Regions from separate parts of the Mus musculus genome. Here region 1 is linked to region 2. Evidence: chromatin loops called from intact Hi-C (ENCODE). Cell type or tissue: left cerebral cortex. All regions are shown on one strand. Each heading gives the region's core, and the rest is flanking DNA. Links, peaks and the distances in the headings are about the cores only.

Evidence for each region. Hi-C counts contacts between places; a loop is a spot of excess contacts. Peaks named below come from ENCODE experiments on the same cell type or tissue, not always from the same donor. Only the 100,000 strongest peaks of a DNase experiment are listed, where the experiment ranks them.
Region 1: it touches region 2 in a loop (2.2-fold over the local background); 32 of 42 quality-filtered maps call a loop at or near these places.

Annotation. Positions count from the first base shown.
Region 1 is chr15:73,489,923-73,499,815 of GRCm38, reverse strand. It overlaps the pseudogene Gm19811. Among named protein-coding and RNA genes, the nearest start is that of Dennd3, 18 kb to the left of the region's middle. In left cerebral cortex, for the core only: CTCF peaks have their summits at 3,127 (motif pointing right) and 4,568; a DNase peak (open chromatin) is centred at 4,480; H3K27ac peaks cover 1,292 bases.
Region 2 is chr15:73,543,974-73,553,866 of GRCm38, reverse strand. Dennd3 (DENN/MADD domain containing 3) reads right to left here. Exons shown (of 23, transcript NM_001081066.1): 11 at 9,406-9,509; 12 at 8,722-8,921; 13 at 6,225-6,746. Among named protein-coding and RNA genes, the nearest start is that of Dennd3, 36 kb to the right of the region's middle. In left cerebral cortex, for the core only: a CTCF peak has its summit at 5,544 (motif pointing right); DNase peaks (open chromatin) are centred at 1,572, 1,697, 4,186 and 5,583; H3K27ac peaks cover 1,758 bases.

The DNA.
Region 1 (9,893 bases), core at 966-8,965, 54 kb after region 2:
AGGCTGGATAGATGCTGGAACTCCATCCCAGTTCCTCTGAAAGAGCAGTCAGCGCTGTTAACTGCTGAGTCATCTCTCCAGGACCCAAGATGGGTTTCTTTAAAACTCACCAGAGTAGTTTGGCTCTGACTACCTGAAACCCAGCTCTGCCCCAGAGAGTTTAGCTGTGCTGTTTGAGGAGTATGTGCAACCTTCTCTGGGGAATGAGACCTGGAGGAACGGCGTCTTGTACCACATTCTCTGGGGCTACTGACATGGGCTGGGTGCTCTTCCTAGCATGGTGGAGCATTGTGAGGGTCTCACTGCTCCCTGTGGTAGCCTCTTTACTAGTTCACCCTCACCAGGACGTCTTTGGAGTCGTGGATCTGTGTTCTAGTCCTGCAGGAGCAGCCAACACCCACAGCCTTCTCCCTCCCCTATCCTCTCCCTCCCTGGCCACTGGTCTCAACATCACACCTCCCTCAGCCCAGCATAAAGTCAGGGGGACACATCTCTGCTCTGGCGCAGAGTGAGGATGGCATGCATGTCAGCCATCAGATAAACCTCCCAAAGTGATTACCGAGGTACCAGGCATCTCCTCGAACACCCTATTCCACCGTGGCTCAGCATACCAAACTCAGTCCTGCCCCCTTCTTACAAGCATGTTCTCTTCCCAACACCCCCAGAAACAACAATTCAGTTACAATAATTCTCCACCCTCAACTGACCAAACAAGACAACTGGGTCAACCCAACCAAATTCAGCATCTGTCCCTGTCCTAGTCCCTTAGCCAGCATGCCTCAGTGGGTCACGGACCATCTATGTGGGTCTTTCTGTCCCCAGTCCAATTCTAAGCCTGACTCTTTCAGGCCTGACAACTTCAGGTCTCTGTGTGTTAGCTGGACCGAAGGGGAATAATCACCAAGACAAGACTGAGCAGGTAAGAGCTGAATGGAGAAGGAGTATTTACGCGATGGCTCGGAGACAGCTGAAGTGCTGGGAGAATCCGCTAGAGCCTGAGGGATGTGAATAGTACTCACAGAACAGCGGTTCTCAGCCTTCCTAATGCGGCAACCCTTTAATACAGTTCCTCATGTTGTGCTGATGGAAAATTATTTTTGCTGCTACTTCATAACTGTAACTTTGCAATTGTTATGAATTATAATGTAAACATCTGATAGTCGATTCCTGTGCAAGGGTCAGTCATTCAACCCAAAGAGGTCTCTACCCACAGGTTGAGAACCGCTGATGTGGTTGGCTGAGATGAGTTCACCCTGTATTGCAGGGGGCGGGAGGCAGAGCAACTGAGTCCAGAGACTCATAAAAGAATGAAACTTGTAAAGATACAGGGAGAGCGAGCCCAGTAAGGCAGAAGATAGGGCTGGGTTTACAGAGTGAGAGCTAAGCCACAAGCTGGGCTGAGAGGACTGGACAGACCATTGACAGCGTCCTTCACCAGAGCCACTAGGGGAGCTGGACCCTGTGGATGCCCTGATTTGTAACTTCTCCCTGGGGGGGGTAGCTGCCGAGTGCTCTGCCCAGCACACAGTTTGTCCTCAAAGGCATTGTTGAATGAATGAATGAATGAATGAATGAACGAACGAACGAATGTGTCATTGCCATATTTTTGTAGTGTGAGTTTCAGTGAGAGCAGTTTATTTATTGAGCAGCTGCCAGGACAGGCTCCACAAGGCAGATTGACAGGAGTTTGGAAAGGGAGCCAAAGGGCTGGGATTGGTCCAGGGTAAGGCCCAATCAAACCACCACTGGGTGCAGGTGAAGGAATGGATATGTCGCTCAGGCACCCACAGCCCTATAGTGCTTCTGTCCCTACCCAACTTATAATCCTCAGCCTGTCTGTGAGCACTGGCTTCAGGATTTTACAGACTTGTCTTAGGATGGGAAGGCTGGCTATCTTGGGACTCATTGTTCACCGATCACAAACTGATGTGATCTTCTACTTGGTGTTCCGAGGTAAAATAAAATGGATAATTAAGATTACTGCTAACTCATTCTATTCTGCTTGTTTTAATGGCTCCTTAACTCCTCCTTTCTTTTGGAAACTACTCCCTTTCCCGTGAGTTTCATGGCACGAGCATCTTAGAGACAAATCCACCTATTTGCCTCATGTCCGTTGAGCATCTACCTGTTTATATAAGCTGTGGAGTCACACCAGACCCCTGTCTGGGCCACACTTCATGGTCAAGGGGATGCAGAATCACACTCAGGTCTCGGGAGCTCCCCCATGCTTGCCTGGAGTGTGTCCATGGCTCCCTGAGCTTCCTGAGATAGTTTTCCTTTCTTGACGATATGTGGTCTGCAGTAACTGACAAGGAACCAGAACCTGGCTGGTGACCTACAAACACTACTGCGCTTCTCCAGGCCAAAAGTGTCCCCAAGCGCAGACACTGAGCCTCATGAAAAGTTCCTACACAGTGCTGGATCCCAGGAGTGTCTCAAGTCATACCCCCCCATTTCGGTCTACCTCGTCAAATATCAGTGGGGGTTGCTCTTGTTGAATCCCAAACAGGCTCCCGACATGGGCCTAGAGGACGAACGAAAGATGCTCCCTGGATCCGGAGACCCCCCCCAAAGAGAAAGAAGAGGGGGGAGAGTTAGTGAGAGAACTCTGTGAACAGCTGGAAAAGTGTGTAAAGGCCCCGGGAACGACTAGAGTTGTGTGATAAGAGCATGTCTTCCGGGTCACAGACAGGAGAGGGTTACACAGAGTAGCTCTTCGACTTCCTGCATGCACAGGGCCACTGTGTGGCCCACAAGCTCTTTAAAAGCTTGAAGTAAACGTACAGACTCGTCTGTCTCGGCCTTGTCACTGGGAATCAGGAACAGTTCCTTGTTGTGGTTTTTGAACATTTGTTTCTAATGCAGTGAGTTCTTCAGACCCTCGCTGATTTGGGCAGGTAGCTTCTCTTCTGTGCAATTAGCAGTGGTTTCATCTTAATAACCATCGATGGGGAGGATTTACAGAGAAGGCCTGTGCAGTCTTGTATTTACTATGGATTTTTTTCTCCTTACAATCATTTTTGAGCCTGTCACCGTTAGGAGCTTTGCTTTAATTTGTTTAAAAGATTTTTAAATTTTGGTACATATGAGTGTTTTGCCGGAATGTATGTGTATGTGTACCACATGCGTGCCTGTTGCCACCAGAGGCCAGAAGAGGGCATCAGATCTCTTGGAACTAGAGTTGCAACAGCTGGAAACGGCTTTTGTCTTCTGAGCCACAGATGATATTACCTGCTGGGTCGTCTGTGCAGGCCCCAGGTTTGGTTCAGTTTAGTTTGTTTTATTTATTTATTCATTTATTTATTTATTTTGGTTTTCTTGAGACAGGGTTTCTCTGTATAGCTCTGGCTGTCCTAGAACTTGCTCTGTAGACCAGGCTGGCCTCAAACTCAGAATTCTGCCTGCCTCTGCCTCCCAAGTGCTGAGATTAAAGGTGTGCACCACCACTGCCCAGCTCAGTTTAGTTTTAATTATTACATGTGTGTGTGTGTGTGTGTATGTGTGTGTTTGTGTGTGCGCGCGTGCTGTGTAGTGTGCATGTATGTAGTGTATGTGTGGTGAGTGTGTATATGGTGTGTGTAATGTGTGTGTAGTTTGTGTGTGGTGTGTGTGATGTGTATGTGGTATGTGTGTATATGGTGTGTGGTATATGTGTTGAGTGTGTGGTGTGCATGTATGTAGTGTGTGTAGTTTGTGTGTGGTGTATGTGCATGGTGTGTGTGTTGTGTGTGTGTGTGTGGTGTGTGTGTGATGTGTGTGTGGTATGTGTGTATATAGTGTGTGTGATGTGTGTGTTGAGTGTGTGTGGTGTGCATGTATATAGTGTGTGTTGTGTGTGATGTGTGTGTATGGTGTGTGTGTTGTGTGTGTATATGGTGTGTGATATGTGTGTGGTGTGCATGTATGTAGTGTGTATAGTTTGTGTGTGATGTGTATATATGGTGTGTGTGAGGTATGTGTGTATATGGTGTATATGATGTGTGTGTTGAGTGTGTGTGGTGGGCATGTATGTAGTGTGTGTAGCTTGTATGTGGTGTATGTGTCTGTGTATGTGTGAGGTGTGTGGTATGTGTATGGTAGTGTGTGTGAGTGAGTGTGTGTGCCCAAGTTCATGCCAACACATGCCACACTGCACATGTCCAGGTCAGAGACACCCTACAGGAACTGGTTCTCTCCTCCTACCACGTAGGTCCTGGGTGTCATGCTCAGGCTGTCCCCAGGCAGGTGTCTGTCATGCTCAGGCTGTCCCCAGGCAGGTGTCATGCTCAGGCTGTCCCCAGGCAGTGAGCACCTTTACTGGCTGAGCTGCCACCAGGTCCTTCTTAAATGCGAATGGAGTGCTGAGTCAGCCTGTCATTCCATCGCCCCCACCCCCTCCACACACTTCCTCACCATGAAATCTTTCTTCAAACTGCTTATGTAAAATAAGCTCGTGTATAGACCAAAAGCATCTTGGTCCTGATGCTTCCAAGAGACTTTTAGTCCCCAGACTCCTCCGAAAGTCGTTGTCACTCGCCCACTTAAGAACAGATTGAGAACCCTCTGCTTGGTTTCCCTAGCGGCCTTCTCTAGTGGCACTTTCTGCTTGCTCTGATTTCTCACATCTAAACACCTGCTCTTCCCGCGTCAACATTCCGATGGAAACTTCCTGCCTGAACTGTACTTGAAAGAGTTGATTAAGGTCCTATCCAATGACTCTGAACAGGAAAAAAAAAATGCCTCACAGAGGAAGAGAAAGTGGCCCACACGGGACCACATAGGTTCTTCAGCATTTCCAGAATATAGAGGTAGGCTTCTGCTCACATCAACTGTGAAGGGATGCTGGCGTGTTGGTGGCGAATCATTTGATGAGCTTAGAATCATTTGTGTACTTTCACCCTTGTTGGGGTTCAAACATCCACACTACAGCATTTGGGCTTTCTTGGACTCCGAACCAAAGGACACCGAGAGAGGGACATTTGATGAGCCCTCTCGCCCATCTTTCTCCTGCCCATGCCTCGCTGCTAAGCCCTATCATTTCCCATGAGGAATTCGAGTCCCTCATCCCAAAGTCACCCTGAAACCTAGAAACACTCCTTGCTCTTTCTACCTGAAGTGGAGGAGGAGGATGGGCAAGACTGGTGGGAGGAGCCAGCTATAAAGAATTCTCTGGCTTGTGCTATCTGAACGATGGTATTCCAGGAGTCCTGGTTCACACTCAGTAGATGTCACTACACAAAGAGGACAAGAAACATTAGAAGACTGCTGACTTTCCCAGGCAGTCCCACTGATTCCACTCCATAAAATGGGAAGTGATCTGCGTGGATCTCAAGCCCCTGTGTTTGCTCTCACCAGAGGCCCTGTGACTTCCTGATCTGCATGGTTTTGTGTCAACCTGTCACAAGCTAATGTCCCCTGAGAGAAGGGAGCCTCAGCTGAGAAAATGCCTCCATAGGACTGGCGTGCAGGCAGGCCTGGATGGTATTTTCTTAGTTAGTGATGGATGGTGGAGGGCCCAGCCCATTGTGGGTGGTACCATCCCTGGGCTGGCAACCCTGAGTTCAATAAGAAAGAAGCTGAGGAAGCCATGGGAAACAACAAGACAGTCAACAGCACATTCCTGCCATGGTCTCTGTGTCAGCTTTGGCCTCCAAGTTTCTGTTCTGTTTGAGTTCCTGCTCTGACTTCCTTCACTGATGAACAGTGTGATATGGAAGTGTAAGCCAAATAAACCCTTTCCTCCCAAACATGCTTTTTGGTCATAGTGTCTCATCAAAGCGATTGAAACCATAACTAAGACACTCACCCCCACCCCAGCTAGACACTGAGACCCAGTGAAGTGTCTATGCTCTGCCACTGAGTTTTCCCCCTACTGCCTGTCCCTACATGATTTTGTCATGAGACCTCTCTAGCAACTTGCTCCATGTGTGTCTTGTCCACGACCCTGGGTGACCCTCTTCCCAAGATGCACCACCCCAGGATATCGGAGAAGGGCTGAAGGTTGAGCTGATCAATTGCCAATAGTGTGATAGGTCATATCCATGTAATGAATTTATCATAAACCCCAAAAGGACAAGGTTGGGAATCCCCACTCCCCACCCCACCCCCCATGATGGCTGCTTTGCAAGGGAGCTTCTACCACCTGCCCTACCCTGAACATCTTTTATCTGCATTAATCTGCATCCCACGATCTCCCTCACAATAACAGACAAGGGTAAGCAGAGGGCTGCACTAGCAAATTAATAGAAATGGGGAGAGATGGGGAGGGTACAGGAACTCTGATGTACAGCCAGCCATTCCAAAGCACAAGGGGACAGCCTGCTATCTGTTTCTGAAGGAGATCATCTGCCCAGGTAGGTGCCGGAGATGAGACATTCTGTGCAGAGCAGCATATGCCCTGTAGAAAGTAGAGAATGCTTACCCATCCCACTGATGGATGTCAATGGTCTATTTCACCAGAAAGTAAGCTGTAAATCCGGCACTGTTTAGTAGCCAAACCAGGGCGGATGTTTCCTGATGTTGTTGAAGAACATTGTCCTTCCCACCCAAGCATGTGACAAAAGAGACAGAGAAAGGTCTCAATGTTCTAAAGGGACAGTAAAACAGTTTATTATTAGAAAAGTTATTAATGCCATGGGCAGACAGACCAAGCGATAACAGAGAGGCAGAAGCTCTAAGGGGAGTTCAGGGCCCAACATGGGGACAGGTAGCACTGCAGGGGACACAGAAGAAAGGAAATCAGGGCTTCTATGGCAAAAGTCTGGGGCTAAAACCTTTCTGATGACAGGGAAATGGTTTCACAGCAGGAGTCTGTAGCGGGCTCTCTGATTCCTAGGGAGCAGGATGTATGCCACCAGCCCTCTCTTTGATGTAAACTCACTTCCCCAGGTGAGAACCCCTCTCACCTGGAAGTCTGTTCCTAGAGATTCAATGCCTCAGCAGACTACAGCTCAGGGTGTCTACTGTATCAATGAGCTTTTGGGTCAGGAGTCATTGGAACCCTCGGTCACTCCAGTCACACTGTATGCTCACCTGTACATTGGCTGGCTCTGGGTCGGGCTGAGGTCAGCCCCTTCTGGACCTCCAGCACCATCATGTCTCCTGGTTTGGGTGTTTTTCGAGATGGATCTCATTAAGCCCAGACTAGCCTTGAACTTGCTTTATAGGCAAGAAAGACATGGACCCCCCTGATCCTCCTGCCTTCACTTCCAGATCTAAACCATTATACCATTGTGAGCTCTTTCCTCCTCACAAGTGAGCTGTGCCCAGAACAGCTGCCCTGAACACCTGTTCAGGCTGGGTAGGACACAGTTGTGTTTCTATAGCTTTAAGAAACTTCTGGAGGTGGCCCAGCCTGTAAAAGAGGAAGTGTCATTCAGTTTACCTCTGATGAGGTCACGGCTTCCTTGCTTTGTAGTCTGTGGCCACCCCTCCCCTGGGAACATGAGGCTGACCCAACTCTGGCTCCCTGGAAGCAGGAGGTGGAGATGTGTGTGATTGGCAGGCCCTTTCAAAGGGTTTCTCTGAAGTAGCTTGGCTGCAGTTGGAAGGATACCTCCCTTGCTCCTTGGAGATCTTCTCTGCTATGCTAGCATTCTACATGCCCTTCCTTGGTGCAGGTGATGAGGGCAGGGCTGTGGGCCCCTGCAGATAGTCTTAGGAGACCCCCTCAAAAGGCTTTGAGAAACAGGGGAACCCTGAATTTCAAAGGAAAGCCTGGGCAAGTCCAAGTGGAACTGGGAACCTGGCTTTTCCCTGTCCCTCTCATGCTGAGACAGCACTACAGACTGCAGAGGAAGACAAGGCCCCAAGGCACACTGTTCCCCTGGTCTGTACCATATGGGATCCTCCTATCTCCTCCTATAATAATGGATGTTGGTAACAAGGTCCTTGGTATCTAACACCACACATACCCCAACGTCTCCCTCTGGTCTGTGCTCTGTCCCGGGCATCCCTGAACACAGACTGACTGGTCACCCACCTCTCTGTCCTGTCTGCATCCCATTTGTGGGAACTCAAAAACCCTAAAGAGAAGATCTGTCCAGGCATGGTGGCCCAACATACAAGGCCAGCCTCAGAAAACAAAGTTTCTTAGGATATAGTAGGTGCATAATAATAGTATCATCTCCCTGGGGAGTCTGAACATGCAGCTCAGGCTCTGTCAGTCACCAGTCAGGTCCCTGGGGCCTCAGATTCCTCACACTGAAAAAGAGGTCCTGCTAGGCTCACACTAACTCCCCTGCTACTGTCTACAAGTCCCATAGCTGGTGGGACTTAGTTGGACATAGTTGGTGGAAGATGATGCAGCTTCCAGCACAGTGAGTGTGGGCAGGGTACTTCCCTCCTCATCTGCAGAGGATGGCGCACACATTCTAACACCAAAGGGTCAGGGTCCTGACTCTGCATAGAGGCTGGGGCAGGGGCCTCTCAGGATGGTTTAGACTGCAGCCAGGCCCACTGGAAGACCAAGATCAAGAATGATGCTGGACCAGAAGCAGACTTGGTAGTCACAGCTGGGCTGGTTTCTCATGGGCTCAAAACCTAAAGAAGAGAAGGGAACCTTCCCGGGACTGAGGCTGACTCTTTGTGTCCTACCCATGTGCACACATCTCTGAACCTGGGGCTCCCTGTCAGAAGTTTCTCCCCAGGCCATTTCACAGTTACTGGAACCATTTAAGTCTTCTATGCCTGAGGCCAGAGATGGTGCTAACCACCTCATAGCATCCAGGACAGAGAATGACTAAGTCTTACAGGTCAGTTGTCAACCCTGACTCACCTCTCTGCAGATCCTGCTATAATTCCACCTGCTCCTGCACCCAGCTCACCATCCAGCAATTGCCCCTCTGGTGCCCATCGGGGTTCTCCGATATTCTTGGAAATAGGTATAGCAACAACCCTGTGACATGAGGGGAACAGAGCCCCATTTTTCAAGTCATTCAGGTGTTCAGGTTTGTGCTGGAAAATAAAACTATGCCCCAGAGGCAGAGAGGTACAAATCGCCGGCACTTCGAGGCCAGTTGTGACAACCTATATTTTAGCTAGGCGGGACTACCATTGCAATGCCCTGAGTCTAAAAGAAACAAAAATAATTAAACACACCAGAGGTGGAGGAGGAGAGAGCAGGGAGGGGGAGGAGAAAGGGAGGGGAGGGGGAGGGGGAGGAAAGGAGGGGAAGGGGAGGGGGAGAAAATTATCATAAGGCAATCACCCTTTAACCACAATCCATACCATCCCTAAACGTATGTCCCAGAAGCTTGTCAGTGCTCTTCTGGCCACCCTGAGATAACCACTGCCCTAACTTTTGCAGAAATCCTCTCACTGTAGGTTTTGCTACATAGTTCTGTCCCCCAATTATCCTAGAGAGTGCAGTTTAATGGTGTCCTCTTAAAGCATTTAGGTCTCTCTAACATTCCTTACTTGTAGGGTCTCACTATATACCTTGGGCTGTCCTGGAACTCACTCTGTAAACCAAGCTGGCCTTGAACTCACAGAGATCTACCTGCCTCTGTCTCCAGAGTGATAGGATAAAGGCGTGTGTTACCGTGCCCAGCTCAACCACCGGCCTTTTTACTGGAGGTCTCTCAGTGTGCCTTGCTGTCTGAGATCTGTATGTAACCTGAGATCTGATGCTGCTTCTGTCCTTTGCGTTCCTGTGAACTGGCAGCAGGCTGAGGGCCTCCATCCAGCTCAGGTCTAACCCCACAGCAAGTGTACAGAAGGCCTGCTCCTTTTGAACTCTGAGCCCCTTCTGGGATCTAGCCTTGCCTAGGATAAGGCAACTGTCAGTTCAGCCTCTAAATGGCACAGCTGAATGAGACTTCTCTTTTTTACAGCATCTGCCTCCCATACTGCACACTTAGCACTCTGGTCCTCAGGACATAAGAGCAGTGACCTCCAGCCTCCCACAATTCCTC
Region 2 (9,893 bases), core at 1,121-9,120:
TGCAGGCTGTGGAGGATGTGAGAGGTTCCAAAAGATTAAGGAAATTTCCAAATAACAAGGGCAGCTGGGGGCCACAGGAAGGTGGTCTAACAAGGAAGATCTGTCATCAGTTAGGTAGTACCAGAATGTATGCATGGGTATGTCCACCAGGTGGCGCCATTTCTAATTCTTTTTCTTTATGCTTTACTAGTCAAAGTAGTTGAGCAATATGTATTTTAAATTTTCTTCTCTTCTTTTGCAGAGATTGGGGGTGAACCCAGGACCTTGCCCATGCTAGGCAAATATTCTTCCACTAAGCTACACCCCAAGCCCCATGTAAGCTTTGAAGTCACTGGATCCATCCAATGAGAAAGTAAATTTCACCTGGGGCAGGGATACAGCACTCACCTGTATAATGTTTAACACAAGCGACTAAGGAAGACAAATAACAGGGAATGGGGTGACCCCGTGCATGGGACAAGCCTCTGCATCCTTTTACACTAAACAAGGAGTCCATTGAGGTGATTGACAGCTCGATAGGCATCCCCAGCTGGAGACCTCCTCTGCTACCTTACAAACAGCCTACTGGGGTCCCGGGGTGCAGACTAACAGAGCTCAAACGAACCATAAGCACACATTACGCCCATCAGACATCACATGAGAGGTCTTTCAGTTATATGTGGTGCAGGAAGAGACCATAAAACAGAACAGGGAAGGCGAGACCACGCCAGTGCCCGAGAGAGTGAAAGAGCCAGGGACCCTTCATGTGCGTCCCTGAGGACAGACCCTCTGAGCACCCACACCACAGCAGTCAACGGGGCTGCACACAGTAAGGCCTTTGCACCCACCACCCAAAATGTCCTCTTATAGACAAGTGGCCTTCCTGTCCTTGGAAGTGAGGGGCTCCTGTGCTCTGGACATGCACAATGGGAGCAACAAGACTAGGGACAGCCCATTAGATGGAAGGCAGCCCTCTCCCACCTGCAACCAGCACGCCAGCTAGCCATGGATGCCACAACACTCCCACGTGCTTCCCCAGCCCTGCGCATGCCCACAGCCACTATGTCCGCACATGGTCACACGCATGCTCAGTTTGTCTGACAACCCGCAATAGTCTGCAGGTGCATGATGGCCACACCCACGGACAGGATGCCCACTCCTGTGGATCTCCACTTTGTCACCCACCTCCCTCCACAGCCCAGCCCCGGCTCATCCCAGCAGCCTCCAGGCAGCATCCCCATGAGAGCCAGCTACAGACACTGAAGGTGGCACAGGGAGTGAACAGCCAGTCCTTGTGAAGCTGCAGTGCAGAATGTGTATTCTCATCAGCACCGGGCTTCACATGAACAAACGTGTATGAGCATTCTAAATACTAAAATTATATTCTTTTGGATGGGACTGGGGCACTGGATATTGAACCCAGGGTCTTGTGGCACAGCCATGTCTCTTGGAGATGGCAAAAGTCGTGAAGCCAGCACAGCTGTATGACACGGTTCCAGCAAAGCTGAGCCGAATGCTGTGACCACTGTCTGTCTGTCTGTCTCTCACTTTTAGGTTTTGGTCTCTGAGTGTTGTACACGTGGGGACTTTCTGTGTTATGATTCATTTTGTGTCTTTTCCCGAGAAAATTATGTCTGACTCTTTTTAGGAACGTCCTAAATTTACTGTCCCTTCTGCTTTTAGGGATAGAAAAGCATCTGTTCCTATTTGGGAGCCTTCCTTACGCCCTAGAGATCACAATAAACACTAAATGAGGCCATTATTCCTGGAATCTTCTTGGGGTGTCTGCCCCTAAACATATTCAGACAGTATAATTGGAACAGGGTAAACTCAGAAACAGTTGACAAACTCCCACTAGCCAGGATTGGTTACAGATTCAAGGCCTCTGTTTACTGTATGCTTAGAGCTCTCTGAAAATGTGGTTTAAAGACAGGAGTCATAGAGGGTACAGCCCTGGGGGAATAGAATTTAGTAAATAGATTAAAATAACTTTTCCTATGTTATAGCATAGATGAAATGAGAGAGTAAGGGGAGTATTAGTATTTGCTATTCATAAAACGACCAGTTCAGATATTTTGTTTGTCTAGAGTGCTTTAAAACTGCAAACGCTGCCAGCCTAAAAGCAGACTGTCTTATATAAACGTGTTTGCTTTGGTGGAGGCATTCTTTAGATTCTTTGAAGTTATAGGCCGATAATGAAAATGAAATCTGTCCTATTTGTACTTTTTAATTGTGACTGAACTTGTAGCCCCAGACATGTAATGAAAAATCAAAAGCACATGTCCAGAGACAAAATGATATAATCTATACTTCTTAGTTAACCATTCCAATGGTCTTTGAAACTGGCTGGGCCTAGCCTCTACCAGTCTCGAAGCTCTCTGCTGAGCTATGCCCCAGTCCTCATGTGTACACTTGGATCTCACCGAGTTCACTCTAAGATGGGGTGGTGGTTTGAATATGCTTGGCCCAGGGAGTGGCAGTTTTAGGATGTGTGGCCTTGTGAGAGTAGGTATGTCAACTGTGGGTGTGGGCTTTAAGACATTACCCTAGCTGCCCGGAAGTCAGTCTTCTGCTCCCACCTTATGATAATAGTCTGAACCTCTGGACCTGTAAGCCAGCCCCAATTAAATGTTGTCCTTATAAGAGTTGCCTTGGTCATGGTGTCTGCTCACAGCAGTAAAACCCTAATTAAGACAGATGGGAACACTCAGCTTTGCCAAGTTCTACTTTCAGTGTGGCCACTCCACTTAACTAAAACACGCATAGCAGTGACAGTGGGGTCCTGCCCCTTCTCCACTTAAGGAACCACATAACTGAAGGCCACTGACAGCTCATCGGCCAGGTCCACAACTACAGAACAAAAGATGCCCAGGTGCAACTCACTTCCCAGGTTCCCAGGCACCTAGGGGGTGATGTCAAATGCCACCACATACAGAGGAGGAAGAAAGGCACTGAAAGGCAGGTTTTCTTCCTACACCAGGGTCCACCAGCCATTGAGTAATTAGGTGACCAGGCCATACCAGCGCTGAGGACGAGCAGAGGGACCACCAGACATGCTCAGCCTGGTGCCATGAGAGAATGATAACCATATGAGTCTGAGTCACTCCTTTCAGGCCATTGCACAGAGGGCCCCTGGAGGACAGGGGACCCTTAGAGTCTTCACATCCTTATGAGGTCACACATTGGGAAGAGGAAAAGTGTGCCCGTAGGCCCCTCAGGGTCTTTCTGTGAATGCCTTGTCTCCCTTCACATAGTAGCACACGCATAGCTGTCCACACCCCCTGACCCCAGGCAGTGCAGGCTATCCCACAGAGGCCTGAGAAGTATGCGTTCTACTGCACCTGGCTAGTGACAGGTGGCCCATCATCTCTGTCTCTCCCAAAACAGTTATTCCTCCGGAAATGCAGATATCAAGTCTCTCCTATAAGTGACGTGGTGTTAACAGGAAACTGCACACCCCCTCCTGTGGGCTCTAAGCCCTTTCAGGGTCGTGTGCCCAACATCATGGAAGTTCAAGTTTACAGCTTGGGGAATGATGACCAGAAAAACATCGCACATGCTCAGTAGAAAGCACATTCATTCTCCAGATATTTTCTATCTGCAGATGGTGAACTTAACGGACAGGCTGACTGAACCTGGGTGGCCAGCAGAGTCCGGTGAATGCAAAATTCAAGTGCTCGCATGGGATCAGATGAGTGAGGACACAAGCCAGGCGGTGTTAGCTCACATGGGACAGGCAGACCACTGGGGCAGTGAGGCAGGCACTGTCAGGCAGTGGGGGGCACTCGGTCAGGGTGCTGGCACTCAGCTCAACCAAGCTCCTGGCTCTAAGCTGAGGAACCAGCTTACACAGACCCTAGGGACAGGTGTCAGGACCTTCCCAGTTAAAAGACAATAGACGAGCTGGGCTTCCTCCCCATGGCCAGCAGACAGAACAGATGTGTGTGTCAGTGCAGGTAACATGGTTCAGTGAGAAATAAATTAGGATCGCAAACTTCCACAGATGGCAGGACACAATCCGTGAGTGTACAACATTGCTGCGTGCTGTGTGTGTGGAGGGGGACATCTGTCATCAGAGGTTTTAAGCAGAACAGAAAGCAGAGCCTGGGTTGGGGGCAGTGCTTCACTGGGGACACAGAGCAAAGCCAAACCCAAGAAACAAGGGCCTCGTGGTGACGGGAAAGCCTTCTTAGTCAGGTGGGTTCTCCTGGCACCTGGCACGCTGCTTCTGTGCTTCTGGGCATGCGTGAGTGCTTTAGCTGAGCCATGGCTGTGTAGTCACCGGGTAAGCACCGGGTGAGATGCCTCTGCAGAGGCAGCTAGCCTCACGTGTAAGTCAGCCATCTGCATCATGCAACCTCACTCTGAACGTGTGTGCACTTTGGCTGCGCATACCATCCAGCCATATAAACACCAGCAAAAGCTGCCTAAGACGCTGACTTGGACTTGAAGCTAGTGGGTGTTGTGAGTGATAAGTGTCTTTAACATATGAAGTTTTCTGCTCTTACAGACACATACTGGTTTCATTACAGGGGAAAAAAAAAGAGACTTTTAATATCTTCTTACTGTCGTTACTCAGCACGTAAATAGCAAATTAGTATATCTTTGCATTGCACTGTCTTAGAATATTTTACCTCAAAATTGCTTTTTAAGCTTGAGTCGCTGACTTAAATTTGAGTTGCTGATTTAAAGAAAACCATTAAGGGAATTTTGGCTTGGAATTAGGATGGAATTTCAGATAATTTCTGAAACTAACCATTCAGACAGCTACCATTTTTACGAAGTATTAATGTAAAGTGGGATTCTAAGCATTGATAATTACAAAATCAAAATAAATAGCAACTTTGAAAAACCCTGAAGATGGGCTATGCCCTGCAGAATCAAATATTTGGTCAAGATTTTACAAGATTTTTTTTTCTTTTAAGACAATCTCACTCTGTAGCCCAGACAGACTTTAAACCCACTATGTAGTCTAGCCTGGCCTTGAACTCAACAGTTCTTCCTACCTCCAACTTCCAGGTGCCAAGATTGCAGACATGAGGCACAATGTCCACCTGTTTAACTTTTGGCCAGGTATGAGTGTGAATGCCTTTAATCCCACGACTTAAGAGGCGGCAGCAGGCTGATCTCTGTGAGTTTGAGGGCAACTTGGTCAGCCTGGTCAGTTCCAGGACAGCTAGAAGTATACAGCAAGACTCTGTATCAAAAACAGAGGTTGGGGGTGTTGGGGGAACTGAAGAGATGGCTCAGCAATTAAGAGCACTGGCTGCTCTTCCAGAGGTCCCAGGTTCAATTCCAACATGAGCAACCACATGGCAGCTCATAAATATCTGTAACTCCAATTCCAGGGGATTCAGTACCCTCACACAAACATACATGCAGGCAGAACACCAATGCACATAAATTAAGAATAAATAGAAATAAAATATTTAACTTTCTTTGTGAAAATAAATAAGTACATTCATCTCCTTATGTGGGATATTTGCTTTCATCTGTTTTTTTTTAAATAGATTTTTTTCTATTTTCTTTATTTTATATATGAATGCTCTGCTGCATATGCACCCACAGGCCAGAAGGAGGCATCAGATCCCTTTATAGATGGTTGTGAGCCACCACATGATGGCTCAGGACCTCTGGAAGAACAGTCAGTGCTCTTAACTGCTGAGCCACCTCTCCAGCCCCCTAAAATACAAATTTTTAAGACAGCTTCACACAGCCCAGGCTGTTCTCAAACCTGTTATGTAACCAAGTATTCTTGACCCTCTGACGCTCCCATCTCTCCTCTCTCATGCTAGGATTATAGTTGTAAGCCACCATGCCTAGTTTATTGTAGGTGCTGGAGTTGGACCCAGGGCTTCAAGCATACTAGACAGGCACTATATCCCAGTCCTGCTTCTCTCTTCAACCAATGTTAATATCATATTGTATACAACATAGTTAGAAATACACGTCCTTGTGATTTATTATCAGTCAGTGTTTGCTTTGCACTTATTTGCACTTCCTCTGATTTACCTAGGTCTCATGGGAATCTCTTGGGTGAAAACGGTTATGAGTACGAATTTAAGCAGCCATGCCTTAGGGAACAGTGACAAGGAAAAAAACAAAGCCTGTCCATGTTCAGTGTCCATGTTCAGTGAGGACACAGCTCGTTTTTATACCTTGAATCTTTAGGAGGTTGAATTACAGCTATTGACCTGCAGACCTGGGGGACACTGGTACCCAGGGATGCTGTGGGGCGCTCTTACCGAAGGTCAGTGCATCAAACAGACGGTGGATAATGACGGCGTCCTTCACGATCCCCGACTCCTGGACTCGCTTCACAAAGTCATTGAGTTGCATGTGCTTCTTGGGCAGTTCGAAGTTCTTCACGGCGTCATCTGCCTTGGGGGCCTCGCCGTGCTTATCAAAGACCTCTGTGATGAGCCGCCTGAGCTCAGGCGTCCGCTCGGCCTGGGCCCGCTCAGAGGCCGACATGGATTCCACCGTTCTCTTGACCAGATCAGCCGGGAAGATCCCTATGTCGGTCTTATACAGGTTCTGGAAATCCAAGAGGGCACTCAGCAGTTGTCCCTGCATCAGATGGAGAAGACCACGCAGGTAGAAGTACCTGGCTAGGAGCAGAGAGTCGCCAGGACCCAACAGCGCCATGGCCTTGCTCAGGAGAGTGACGAAGTCTGTATAGTATGCCTGAACACACTGGCTCTCCAGTGGGAAGTGGATATCAGGGATCTTGAACATATATGTTGACTTAGGGGTCACTTTGAGAACTAAAAAACAAACAAACAAACAAACAAGGGAAAATGCATGTAATTAGCATGGTCCTGGAAAAGGCAGAGGCACCCATAACACTGTTGAGGGCAGCTTTGTGTGTCTTGGACAAGAACCCATGTGTTGTGGATGGGCCTGGTGCTGCTCTTGTGAACCAATTCCCTAAGGAATAAAGGAGCCAATCACTGGGCGAGTAAGGACTTCCGAGTTAGACAGAGGAAGAGAGGAAACAGGAGAGAGTTAGGTGTTTTTGGTGGGCACAACATGAGGACAAGATGTAATTACGAGTGTCTCTGGGTTCCAATGGTGGATCTGTCAGGATTTGCCCCTGGAGGATTTAGATTTAATAAGGCTTCCAAGTTAGGATTTTAGTTGTTGTGCCTAGTGATTGAGTTACTGTTGTTTCAGAACTAAGTTTGTGTTGTGTCTTTCTTCACGGAGGTGGCTCGTCTGGGTTCAAGAGAGAAAGGTATGATGGCAAAACGTGGGTTTGCTTGATGTGTACCACAAAGGTCATGGGGGATTTGAAGCCTGGGGTTAGTGTGGTAGCAACCCACCAGGAGGAACTTAGCAAGCTGGGTGGAGATGTTCCAGGAGCTCCAGGCCAGAGAGTCTTCTTGAGATAAAAACAAGTCGACCATTGCCTGCTACTGCAGGGCCGGCCAGCCCACCAGTAAGAGAGTTGCTGGTGCATGCCAGCTCATTTTTTGTTATTATTATTTCCCGCAACACCTACATGCCCCTTCCAGGGCATTCCCAATACCCCAGAGGTAAAGAAGAGTCCATTTGTTCCCAGAGAGGCAGTAACTATTCTCCATGGGACAATTATGTTTTTAAAACTATGAATATTAAGTAAAAATGCTAGGACTGGGCCCTTGAAGATTAAGCTGATAACCAAAGCCAAGATATGCCTGCTAAGTAGGGCCTAGCCTTTAGAAGCATTTGTCACCTTAACAGTGGCCTGGGCAGTGGTAGCCCAGTACTCCCACTGCAAAGATTCGAAAGGTCAGGACTAAAGAGACCGGAGCTAAGTGCCACAGGCATTCTGAAGCCCCCTGGGGACTAAACACTGACCAAGAGTTGAAGTCCCTCTCCTCCTAAAAGCTTCCTTGGAACAGGGGACCAGAGGTAGCCACTGCATCCACACCCATGCGAGAGGTGGTCCTTTGGCTATGGAGGCTGGAGGAAGGTGGAGCCCACAATGGTCAGGGAGCTCAGATGAACACAGAAAAGGCAGGCAGACTGTGTCCCAGAGTGAGTGTGCACACACCTGCCAAGCCCAGAAAAGGAACTGGTCTGTCTGAGGTCAGACACCCAGGAAGTGGCTACCAAGGGGCTCACACCTCCTCCTACTGCTCTGAGCTTTGAGACTTTTTCATTTCCATACTGTCTTTTCAGACAGACAGCCCGAGCTAAGACCAGCAGCTGCAAGGCCATGCATGGCACCCAACAATCTTCCGTACCCAGTAAGGACTCTGTGGGACACACCGTAGACGCCTATGATGTCACACAGACCAGGAAGAGCCTTGAGAAGGTTTTGCAGAAATACAATAATAGCTTGTAACTATCTAACAGCAACCTTTAGGAAGGGACTGGTACCGACCAGGGGCATCCCATCACACATCTGTAAATACAGACATGTATTTTATCTATCACACACACAGTGGTGGGGGCAGAGACACAAAATAGTTTTTAAAAACCAGTTTTTTGGATTTTTTTCCCCTGTTTTTATGGAGGCACGAACTCAGCCTCACTATGACCACATTCACACAGGGTAGCTTGAAACCCAGACTGGTCCCGAACTCACAAGCACCAATGCTGCACCAGACCCCTGAGCTGCTAAGATAACAGGCATTTACCACCATGCCTGGCCAAAATAGTTTATATTCTTAAGAACATTCCCTCCCTCAGAAGCAGGCTATGATCTCTAAGCTGCAACACTGGGGGAATAGACGCAGGAGGGTAGCACCTCACCTGGACTGCTGCTTCTGCAGTTTGAGGTGTCCATTATCCGAAGCGATGAGTTCCTGGGAGGCAGCTCGGGCAGGGAGATGTCCTGCAGGTTGGGCATGCTGACCACCATGCGTCTGTGGGTGATGTGCAGGGGTGAGGCCTTCCTGGAGGCCATCTTCTCCACAGTAGGTCTCCTTGGACTTATCAGCATCCTGTCTATCCTAGGGAAAAGCAAGAGTTCACTTCATGGGCACGAAGATGTAAGTGTGAGCCTCTACTCCCTATCGCACCCAGAGCAATGAGCAGGGTGAGAGGCATGCACGGGTAAGAACCTGTCACTAAGTCCAGCCTCAAGTAGCTCAAGGGGAAAGGACAGAGGTTCTCAGCCCACAGTCCCAGAGATGGACAGGGCACGGTCGTGGGTGATGCACACGAGATATCAGGAAAACACAGGGGAAAAAAAATAGGCCTGTGAATGGGGAACATGGGAAGGAAATGAAGACGGACAGAGATCAGGGTGTGGCAGGATGCTCCGCCAGGCACACAGAGCCTGCCTGCACGCAATGGGGACACACAGAGGATGCACCTTTGGAGGTTCCTGGCGAACTGCTCAATAGCCCACTGAACTGATCATCTGTATGTCCAAATGAAATGGACGTATGAACCCTCAGTCCCCCAAAGAGGACCTCGAACAGAGCTAGGCACCTGTCCTCCTCAGACTGAGTGTCGAGGTCCATCCGAGCAAAGGCGTCCATCCTGCCGTTGAGCCGCGCCTTCAGAAAGGAGTGGAACATGTAGGTGTCCAAAACCTGCATGTGAGAAAGGCTGTCATGCTGCGCTCATGGTCCTCCGGCCTCCATCCAAAGCCAACAGCAGCCCCACTGAGGCATGGCCTCTCCCCCACCGGCTCCACTGGGCAGGAGTCTGTGCAAACAGGAAACTTCACAATGGATGCATTTTTATTTTTATTATTTTTAGTAATGTGTCTGTGAATATATGCAGGTGCCTACAGGGGCCAGGGGAGTCAGATCCCCCGATATCTGAGATTATGGGCTCAGGGTAGGTGCTAGAAACTGAATACAATCTTAGCCATTGAGCCATCATCTCTCTAGGCTTGCAATTGGTTCGTATGGACACAGAGATTCCTAACCTGCACCTAAAAAATCACGAAAGCTAAAAAAGCCCAGGTCGCC